2 separate regions of the Homo sapiens genome follow, and region 1 is linked to region 2. A link is a contact called in ENCODE Hi-C data. All regions are on one chromosome and are shown on one strand. Each heading gives the region's core, a stretch centred on a gene start or an enhancer-like site at or near the end of the contact. The rest is flanking DNA. Distances are from core to core; before and after follow the strand shown.

Evidence for each region. Hi-C counts contacts between places; a loop is a spot of excess contacts on that map. Pooled maps may share reads with other maps.
Region 1: a map of sigmoid colon shows a loop between it and region 2 (2.7-fold over the local background). The contact joins the enhancer-like site here to the promoter of INSYN1 in region 2. A Hi-C loop is called at or near these places in 2 of 168 maps with a recorded cell type or tissue (esophagus muscularis mucosa and sigmoid colon) and 8 of 50 pooled maps.

The regions. Positions count from the first base shown.
Region 1 is chr15:73,898,844-73,904,345 of GRCh38, reverse strand. It overlaps a transcript of TBC1D21 not described here. Among named protein-coding and RNA genes, the nearest start is that of LOXL1, 25 kb to the left of the region's middle. RefSeq lists an enhancer at 1,533-2,034. Within about 2 kb of position 3,970, at least 2 of the 41 ENCODE cell types and tissues checked have a DNase peak (open chromatin) inside an H3K27ac peak, as active enhancers do.
Region 2 is chr15:73,750,930-73,756,360 of GRCh38, reverse strand. It overlaps INSYN1 (inhibitory synaptic factor 1), which reads left to right and starts at 3,010. Exons shown (of 3, transcript NM_001039614.3): 1 at 3,010-4,251; 2 at 4,664-5,386. The coding sequence starts at 5,231. RefSeq lists an enhancer at 4,120-4,893.

The DNA of each region.
Region 1 (5,502 bases), core at 2,721-5,220, 150 kb before region 2:
CAAGAAGGGGCTTCCTGCATGCCTGCGGGGGCTGGGGAGAGTGCACACATGGCTGGCTACAGAGCAGCCCACTGTAGCCTTATAGAGCTCGACTTTGGGCCAACAGCCCACTCCAACCTGGTTAGTTCTTCCTTGTGGCTGACTCATAGAAGTGCTCACCTTAGGATGGGGCAGGAAGCCCAAGGACTCACTGACCTCTAGACTTAGAAGGAAGACTTCCTAGATGAAATGCCTGGGCTAAGTCACAAAGCAGATGAGAAATTTTGTGTTGCCAGAGTATATATATATATATTTTTTTGAGACGGAGTCTCGCTCTGTTGCCCAGGCTGGAGTGCAGTGGCGTGATCTCAGCTCACTGCAACCTCCACCTCCCAGGTTCAAGTGATTCTCCTGCTTCAGCCTCTTGTGTAGCTAGGACTACAGGCATACACCACCACACCCAGCTAACTTTTTTTATTTTTAGTAGAGAAGGGGTTTCACCATGTTGGCCAGGCCAGTCTCGAACTCCTCACCTCAAGCCCCTCGGCCTCCCAAAGTGCTGGGATTACAGGCAAGAGCCACCGTGCCCAGCCCAGAATATACATTTGAGGCTGGAAAAGGTAAGAGTTGGTGTCAAAGAGGCAGACCGAGGGCAGGATCACTGAGGTCTTGAATACTGAGTGAAGGGGCCTGGTCTTTTCTTATTGGCATTGAGGAGAGTACCATGATTGAATATGTTGCCTTAGGTTGGTTCCCTGCCCCCACTAAACAGGCCTTCTGACAAGGATTTGGGTGTAGTTGTTTGTTTGGAAGATGATCCCAGGCAGCATGTGAGGGAGTAGGGAAGTGAGACAGGGAAGAGAAAAAGGTAGATAAGAGTTACCCAGCAGCTACTGCTGTGGAACACTGAGGTTCAGCCCCCTGTGGACCCTCTGAGTGTACAGAACAGGTCTCAGACTTGTCCCATTGAGGGGTGGGAAATCTGGGGTGTGTATCCACCAGCTCCCCGCCCTTCCTTCAAGGGCTGCTCCTGGGGTGTGAATCCCCCTGATATTCCATGTGGGCCAGTTTTGGTCCAAGGCCAGATAGTTCTCTCATGAAGAGATGCAGAAGCCGGAGGCATGGGTGCCAGGACAGGAGGCGGCAGCAGCCTGTTATGGTAAGGACTGAGTGGTGTCCTGTGGACTGGGCAGCACAGAGGTGGTTGTGATTTTCAGGAGGGCAGTTTTGGTGGGATAAAGGGGAGCGAGTTACAGGGAGAATAAGAGAGAAGGACACACAGAGACTATGGACTACTCTGAAAAGTATGGACAATGGGAAAACTGTTGCACGGTCGCTGGGACTGGTGAACAGGTGAGCTTGGGTCTGGTTATGGAGTTGCTCTGAGCCAGGGAGACAAGCAGGCAGACCTGCGGGAGCAGCAGCATGTCACCCCACCAGCTGCCAGACCCGACCCGGATTGATGGAAATGTAGAGGGGGGCCTCCCCAGGGCATCCCAGCCTGCACTGATTCAGACTGAGCCACCAGGGCACTCAGCTGACACCTCACACTTCTGTCTTCCTCCTTGGGAATTGTGGATTGGCTCGGCATGACCCAGTTCTACAAGCATTTATTTGATTGATTGGAAGCAGAGAAGGTCTCTGCTCTCCAGGGGAGCAGACCCCATGCTAAGCATGGAGCGGATGGGAAAATGAGAAAGACCTACTGCACAGTCGAGGGGAGAGGCAGGCATGCAATGACAGATGCATGCAGTGGGCTGTGGGGTGGGCACCAGTGGTGCCACCATCGAGCATGGTGGAGGCTGGAGAAGAGGGAGCTGTTCTGTCTGCTCTGGGGAAGGCTTCTTGCAGCAGCCAAGTCTTGAAATGTGACATAGGCTGAGAGGCAGAGAAAAGAGGGGACAGGTATTTCTGGATTTCAAAGGCTTCCAGCTTGCTTAAGCCTTCCTTATAGCTGGGTATCACACACCCTCAGGCCGATAGGGCTCACTGACTCCAGAGACAGGCCTTCCATAGCCAGACCCCTCCTACCGTCCTGTGATGGAGTGAGACTGCCCTTGCTGGGGAGGTGTCAACAAGAGGATGCTTGGAAGGCAATGAGGAGGGCCACGGCAGGCAGGCAGCTGCTTTCTTTGGTTAGGTTCTTCGGTGTGGTAGGCTAAATAATAGTCCCCCAAAATATCCCCATCCTAATTTCCAGAACCTGTGAATGGCAAAAGTGACTTTGCAGATGTAATTAAGTTAGGGATCTTGGCCAGGCGCGGTGGCTCGTGTCTGTAATTTCCAGAACTTTGGGAGGCCAAGGCAGGAGGATTGCATGAAGCCAGGAGTTCGAGACCAGCCTGGGCAACAAAGTGAGTCCCCATCTCTACAAAAAAATAAAAACAATTAGCTGGGTGAGGTGGTGTATGCCTGTGGTCCCAGCTACTCAGGAGGCTGAGGTGGGAGAATTGCTTGAGCTTGGGAGGTCAAGGCTGCAGTGAGCCATGGTGGTGCCTCTATACTCCAGACTGGGTGACAGAGTGAGACCCACCTCAAAAAAACAAACAAAAAAAAAGGGATCTTGAGATGGGAAGATTATCCTGGATTATTTGGGTGAAGGTCAGGGGAGGAAGTAGGAGATGTGACAATGGAAGCAAGGTTGGAGTAACATGAGAAAGCGGCCACTAGCCCAGGAATGCAGGCAGCACCCAGAGGCTAGAAAAGGTGAGGAAACAGATCCTCCCCTAGAGTCTCCAGAAGGAACCAGCCCTGATGACACCATGACTCAAACCCAGTGAAACTGATTCCAGACTCCTGGCCTCCAGAACTGTAAGAGAATGAATGTGCATTACGTTAAGCCACCAAGTTTGTGGTAATTCGTTACAGCAGCCATGGAAACAATACACCTGGGAAGCAGACTCTGATGAAGATGTGCACATGGGCATTTGCATGAGGAGTGCTCTTGGGGGCATGCCCCTCACCTGTGGGGAGAGAAGAGCAGAGGTGGGCAGTTGCAGGTGATTCCCTGGGAAGCTCCAGGGCTGTGGTGGCCTGCAGAGTTACCCCAGATTGAGGCAAGAGAGCCTGGCCCAGGGACTTACACAATCATTGGATGAGGCTTCCCTGTGCAGGGGATGTGGCTTTAAATGGGGCAGCTCCTTTTGGCCAAGAGCAGTTCATGGAGAGGGACTCAACTTTGAGCCCTCGGCCATGCTCACCTTGGTCCCGAAGCAGGCCTCGGAGGCACAGCTACGCATCCCCAGAGCTGTGGAAGGTGCATCTCTCTGAATCTTCTTTCTTTGCTCTGTGGGCCTGGTAGTTCGACAACTTTCTAACATCCTGGACTTCCTGATCTATTGAGGAATTCTGCAATGCATCCACATCTCTCCCTGGGCAAGAAATTGGGCTTTGAGTCCCAGTTTCTATAATTGTCATTAAGTGTTTTACATACACTGCTGTCTTTAATCCTAGGAATAACCGTAGCTATTAGCCGCATTTTACAGATGAGCAGACTGATACTTGAAGAACTTCAATGAATGCTCAGAGTCAGAGCTGGGACTCTTCCTAGGTCTGCCTGATGCCTCTTCGCTACCCTGTGACTTTGCCTCTCATTGTCCACCCTTACTTATTAGCTGCATCATCTTGAATAGACCACTGAACTTCTTTTGGCCTCAGTTTTTTTAAAAACAAGACTCTAGTCTCTGTCCTGCCTCTCTCCTAGGACTGTTCTCACTTGGCTCCAGGAGAGAGATGTATGCAGGCTTTGTGCCTGGGCCTGAGACTCTGCTGCTATGACTCCCTGGATCCAGCGAGTTTGCTCTTGCTGTACCTCCCTTTGCCCAGTCCCCCAGTAGCTCTGGGCCCCTGGTCCAGGGGAGAAGGAGAAAGCAGGACAGGTAGGGGGTCTCATATGAAGGTCTCTTCTCTGGTGCCTTGTGGTTTTCAAGTATGACTCACCCCTTTCATACCATTTCCCCCAGCACTGGGAATTATGCAGGACTGCCGTGCATGGTTACATGGTTCGTGTGCCAGGCCTCAGCCAAGGGTGTGGTGGGGATTGAAACCCAGCCCGCGCCGGGCACTTTTTGCTTAGCACGAAGGCACCATCTGCCAAGAGGCTGTGTCTGCGCAGAGGGGCCTGTCTTGTTTCATTCTCACAAAAGTCTTGCCTGGGTTCTCAGTGGCCCGGAATTATATGTTGGCTTTGCAGGAGCCCAGGGCTGGCAGCTCAGCCCTCAGACCCTGGCATTCAGGGCAGAGAACGGGTGGTGATGGATGTATAGGAGGGAGAAGCAAACCCACACCCAACTCACAGTCACATCGCCAGAAACCACTGATTCTGCAAGTCCCTCTGTGGGAGCTGTCCAGTTTCTCCTGGAGACAGGCAGAGGGGGCGGGGCCCCAGGACTCCTGGGCTGCCCACCTCAAAGCCCTTGGCCCAGTCCCCTGTGCAGACTTCTGGCACAGAGGCCCGCATCCCAGGCTGAGCTCCCTGGGGCCAACCACAGAAGGTCCAAGTGCTCTGCGTTCCTGCCTATGTTTTTAATTACCCCACTTACTTTCCCATTCATCTTTCCCTTCCCAGTCCTTTCTGTACAGCCCCCAGACTAATGTGCCTCAAATCCTGATCTCACTGAATTCCTTCCCTGGCTCAGAGACTTCTATGGCTCCATTCTGTCCAGGCTCGGCATTTAGCGTTCATACACACACCCCTCTCCAAGGGCGACGGCTGTTCCTCTTTTCTCTCCTCTGATTCCGCCTGGGCTCCCTGTCATCTCCTGTCCCGCCACCTCCCACCTCCAGACCCTTGGCCAGACTGTTGCCTTCCTGGATCTCCTTCCTTACTCTCTCCTTTCCACTATCTAAATGTTAACTTTCCTTTCAGGTTCCCCTCACACAGAGCGGAAGCACAGCCCTGGCATCAAGTGGGAGCATGGCCCAGGGCAAGGAGCTCTGGGAGTGCAGCCTGGGGCCTTGAATGACCCGGAGGACTGGATTTGAGGAGGGCGCCTCCTGAACCTTCTTCTGTCCTCTAGAGGGACTGCACCAGATGGCAGCTTCCTGTGAGCGGGAGCCCTCAGGTCAGGAATTGAGGGTGCATCCAGCTGTGAGCCAGGGGCCATGGAGCAAGGCTCACCCGCTTCCCAGGAGGTTCTCAAGGGCTGGGCTCTCAGGTAGAGAAACTGAAGCTCATCAGACCTCTCGGCCACGGCTACTTCAGGCTCCTAGGAGACTCACCTGCCTGTAAAGATGGTACCAGGAGCTAACAATTGCTAGTGAAGTCTAATATGGGAGCTGCTAGCCACACGCGCTTCTGAGCATTTGAAATGCTGCTGTTCCCAATTACAATGTGTTAAAGGTGTAAAATATATGCCAGATTTTGAAGACATTGTGCCAAAAAAGGTAAAATTTTTATTAATTATTTTATATTGGGTCCATATTGAAACTATATATATGTGTGTATATATATGAGTGTGTGTGTATATATATATATATATATATATTTTTTTTTTTTTTTTTTGAGATGGAGTCTCACTCTGT
Region 2 (5,431 bases), core at 1,761-4,260:
CAGGTCTGAGCACCACCCAGATACTATCTATTCCCTCTCGCCTGTGGCAGCTCTTTGGAGATTTACAATCAGAGACCCCTTCTCCTGAGTCTCCTCTTCTCTAGCCTGCTCTGACCAGCCCTACCATCCTTCATAGAACATATACACCAGTCACCTCCCCTATTCTACTTGGCTGTCCTCCTATGGACACACCCAATGAATTGAGGTGCTAGGCACAGTTTGATCCACACAAATGACAGAAGAAATGTTACCTCCCTTTTTCAAAACACTGTGCTTCTATTAATGAGACCCGAGATCAATTATGTATTAAGCAGTCACAGTCCACCCTGTCCAATCAAGCTCACTGTCTCCTAACCTTGCCAGTTCAAACACATCTCCCTCATCCTGGATGAGGGCGGATGATTCCCTGGACCTAAGACTAGAAACTCTTTTTTTTCAGGCTTAGCCCATTTTTGGTCTCGGCTGTTCCTTAGCATCACTGCTTCCACAAAAGTGATTGGTGAGACTGTGTGATTCCACTTATATGAGGCACCTAGAGTAGTCAGAGTCACAGAGACAGAAGATAGAATGGTGGTTGCCAGGGGCTGGCGGGGGGAGGGGTGATGGAAAGTCACTGTGAGATGGAATAAGATAATGCATGTGGAAGTACTTGGCCCAGTGCCTGGTGCCTGGTAGGTGCTCCACAGAGAGTGGCTGCTATCAGCTCTTAATCACAGAGTTTCAGTTTGGGATGATGAAAAGGTTCTGGAGATGGGTGGTGGTGATGGTTACACAACAATGTGAATGTACTTAGTGCCACTGAACTATGCACTTACGAATGGTTAAGATGGTAGATTTTAGGCCGGGCGCAGTGGCTCACGCCTGTAATCCCAGCACTTTGGGAGGCCGAGACAGGCGGGTCACGAGGTCAGGAGATGGAGACCATCCTGGCTAACACGGTGAAACCCCGTCTCTACTAAAAACACAAAAAAATTAGCCGGGCGTGGTGGTGGGTGCCTGTAGTCCCAGCTACTTGGGAGGCTGAGGCAGGAAAATGGCATGAACCTGGGAGGCGGAGCTTGCAGTAAGCCGAGATCGCGCCACTGCACTCCAGCCTGGGTGACAGAGCGAGACTCTGTCTCAAAAAAAAAAAAAAAAAAAAGGTAGATTTTATGTTACGCATATTTTGCTACAATTTTTTAAGTGATTGGTGGGCCCTCTGGATCCACCCCATCAGAAGAACATCTCCCCAACCCAGGGCAGCTGGATTCCCACCCTCACAGCTTCTGGTTCTCCAAAGGCAACCCCTGAGCTGAATCTCAAGGAAGTAGGAGTCAGTTCCCCCAGCAGCCCCCTGTGAATACATCTCTGAGATAACTCAGAGACCAAGGAACATCATTAGCACCCACAGTACCATCACTGTCTCTGGAATTCAAGTCCCCCATGGGCCAGCCTAAAACCACCACCTAGCCCCACCTCCCTTGACCCCTCCTCTGCCTCTAGTTCAAGATCTCTGCTTCCCCGCCACTTAAACTTTTGAAAATGTCATCTGTACTCACTCCTGTTCCTCACTGTTGGGCACATAGTCCTCGATGCCCAACAGTTTGGTTCCTGTCACCTTCTACCCTCCAAAACCAATTGCCCCTGCCATGTCACCCGTGGCCTCCTGAGTACCAAGACAAATAGACACTTTCTGTTCCTTCTCTCACAGCCACTCCCTGCCGCGTTCGACACTGATGAGCACTTGCTTCTCCCAAACTCCTCCTACTGGGCCTACATAACTCTCCACTTTCTGGTTCTTCTCCTATCTTTCTAATCACTCCTCCCTCTCACTCATGGACTCTTTTCTGAGGTTCCAGCCCAGAACTACTGCTTTTGTTACTTCTACGCAGCGTCCCTGTTCATCTCACCCCTCTAATGATGGTTCAAAAAAAAAAACAAACAAAATGTTACTCTCAAGCCCCAGCCTCTCTCATGAGCATAGATTCATAGACTCCACTGTCTTCTGGCCAACGGTGAAATAGCCTCCTAACTGCTCTATCTCGGTGGCACCTCCTCACACCCACTCACAATGCCCCAGAGGGGTTTCCTGAGAAGGCAAGCAGGCCCAGGTTCCTCCCAATATCAAAGCTCCCTCCGCCCCGGGATAAAATCTAAGCTCCTAACCATGGTCTCTGAGTCTCTCTGTGGTCTGCAGTCAAAATGGTATCTAAAAGGCCCCAGTTAACTTAAACTCCCCTCCTCCCATTTCTGCTTCTGAGCCTGTGCTCCCACCCTCCTCCCTGCCTGGAATGCTGATCCCCAACCCCCCACACTGACAGTCACTCCTACTCCTCCTTTGAGATTCAGCTCAGGGGTGGCCTACCTGGCAGAACCCGCCAGGCCCTGGCCTGAACTGCACCACCCAACCCACACTTCCCTACTCCCCTGTTAACATTGCTTCCAGAATTTGCCTCTGTTGTGACTCAGGAGTGTCCCCGAGCCGTGAGCTTCCTGAAATGCTCTGGTGGCCCCGGAGCCTAGCATGGAACCTGATGCACAGAAGGCCTCTAATACATGAGTCAATTGTTGAATAGCTGAAGGAAACGATGGGTGTCCAAGACAGCCTCCAACCCCCAGCCCTGCCGACCCAGAGCTTGGCACACAGTAGGTTCTCAGGAAAGGTTGGCAGTATTCTATTTTCTGAATGAATGTGATTTCAGGCAAGGTCAGGGGCTGGGTTATGTGGGTGGTAGAAGGGAGGGTCTGGATGCGGGAAACGTGGCCAAAAGGGAAGCTTGGGGGCAGTGCAGTAGGGGAAGGGGGCAATGGGGGTGTCTGGAGAGGTGGGAAAGGAACGAAGTCCCCAGAACGCTGTCCCTCCGCGCCCCAGGTCAGCCGGCGTGGGGTCCGGTCAGTCCGCCTCCAGCCCCGCCAGCGAGACCCTTCCCCCTCGCCCGGGTGGCGAGACCCCCCTGGCTCGCACGCTTGGCCCTCGGGGTTGGGAGGCGTGTGTGTCGCTTTAAAAGCTCCCTCCCGGCGCGGCGGGCCGGCCCCTTCCCTGACAGCGCCGAGGCAAGCGGAGCCAAGCGAGCCGGGCGGCCTTTAAGGGAGCCAGCGCCCGCCCGGGCGGCCAGTCCGGCGGGGGGCGGCGGGGCGGGCCGGGGGCGGCCGGGGCGCGGGCGGCGCGGCGCCGCGGCGCTTGGGGAGCGGGCCCAGGCCCCGGGAGCCCGGCGGGGCAGGGCAGGGCGAGGCGGTGAAGGGAGGCCCAGCCCCGACCCGGCGCCTGTTTGCCCCACCGGCGGCGACCCGGCGCCCGGGGGCTGCTGAGGCGGGGAGCCGAGAGCGAACGGACGGGAGGTAGCGGAGCCGAGCGGAGGCTGCGAGCCTAGTGCGCCCCGGCCCGGCCCGGCCCGCCGCTCGCCCCCTCCCCTCCCTTCCCCTCGCCGCGCCTCCTCCCCTCGCCTCTTCTCGCCTCCTCTCCTCTCCTCCGCCCGGCGCTGCTCCCGCCTGCGCCCGGGCCGCCGAACCCAGCCCGGCCGGGGCCCCCGGCTTCGCGCGCTCTCGGCTGGGCCCGGCGGGGACCGGGTCCCCGCGGCTGACATCGCCCCTCCTCGGGGACCCGGTGGATTCCGGACCTTTCGGAACGTGAACTGAGCCGTGGGAGCGGTCTCGCCCAGGGCCGACCGCGGGGCTGGGCTGAGCAGACCCTCGCGGCCGCTCCGGACGCCGCGGGTGCCGGGGCACGGACGTTCTGGGTCCGGGCTGAGCGCGTCCCGGGCGCCCGGCGGTGCCAGCTCACTCCGGGCGGGGTAGGGCAGGGCAGACCCCAGCGGAACACGGACCCGGCCGATCTGGACTGGACAGAGCGAATCCCGGACGGTGCAGAGCCCGGGGAATGCCGGGCGTGGGCTGAGGGGATCCCGGCGCCCTCCCAGCCCTCCGACTTTGGCTCACGCGCTGGGACCTGCCCGGCGTCTCCTCGGCCTCCCCGCGCCCCGGTCACCTGTGGCCTCGGAGCCCCAAATCTGCCGGACCCTCGCTCATTCCCGACCCCGAGCCTGGAGAGGCTTGAGAAAGATTTTTCCTGCCCCCTTCCCTGGAGCGCGGAGGCCCCGCCCCCTCCCACCGCCCAGATGTCTCCGGTCACGGCTCGGAGGACCTCCCTGAGGCCCGGGGCCGAAGGGTCCAGAGAGAGAAGCCCGCCCTAGGGAGCCTTGGGGGCCCCCCAACTCCGTCTTGGGGCTTGGCCCCCGACGCTGCTTGGAGGGAAGGCCGGTGCCCCCACCCTCGGTGAGTCCAGGAGTGGGGGTTCTGAGGGAAGGCGGGGCTGGGGGAGGGAGGGTCCGCTGGGAACGAGGGCACCCTGGGGGCGCTAGGAGGGAGGATGGGTGACTGGAGAGGCCCTCTGGTGAACCAGCCTGGGCAGGCCTGGCTGGGGGGAAGGTGGGGGGGGAGGGCGGGAGCTACGGCCAGGGTGCCCCGTAGCAGGCTGAGGACTTCTGCTTCTAAAGCAGGGGCTCCCTCCCTTTCCCTCTAGAGGAGGGGCTGTGCTGTAAACCGTCTGCCTCCACCACCCCTCCCCACAAAGAAAAAAAAATCCCCAGCGAGGAAGGGTGCAGGCTGGCGAGAGGAGGGAGGCAGCGGCATTGCCGGCTGGTGCTGCAGCCTGGGAGGGCTGACGCCAGGCTCGCTCTCTCCGCAGGGGGCTGCCCTCTTCCAATCCAGCTCCCTCCCCAGAGCTGCCCATATCCGGAGCCCCTTCCACATCTGGAAGACCCTGGCCACCATCCCTCTGCAGGTGTCAGTTGCATCCAGAGACCTCTGCCTTTGCAACTGCCTAGGAGTTGTGAGGGGATCCCTGCTGCCTTCCCCCATCCCAAGGGCATCTCTTACCCTTAGTCCCTGCAGAGTCATCCCCCTGCCTCTGTGTTCAAGCTCAGGCAGAGATCAGCTCTGCACACCCACAGGCACTTCAAGACCTGGAGGCCACTCCTGGGACCCAAGGTCCCTCCCCCTCCTCTCCTGTGTCCTCACCTTGACCCCCTCTGCTAGACTCTGTCTCCCTCTGGGTGTCCCACTCTCCACCCAGAGGCAGAGGAGGCTGGGTGGCAGGGGGCAGGGGCTGGTTGAGGGCCGCCCAGGGCCAGGGTGGGCTGGGGGGCCGTTAAAATGTGGAGCTCTGCCCAGCCGAGGGGGGCTCCGTGGAGGCAGACGCAGTGTGTGCCCAGCTGGGGGGAGTATGGGCAGGCCTGCGGCCACGTGGTAAACGATGAACATTCGGGGCGCCCCGGACCTCGGGCAGCCCAGTGACGACCCCAGCAGTGGTGGTGAGCGGGAGCGGATTCGACAGCGCATGAAGATGGTCATCGGGCAGCTTGAGGGCATCCTTCGCGAGCTCAAGGAGGTGGCCAAGGAGCTGAGGGAGGTAAGTGAGGGGTGAGGAGGGACCAGACAGACCCTAAGCCAACCT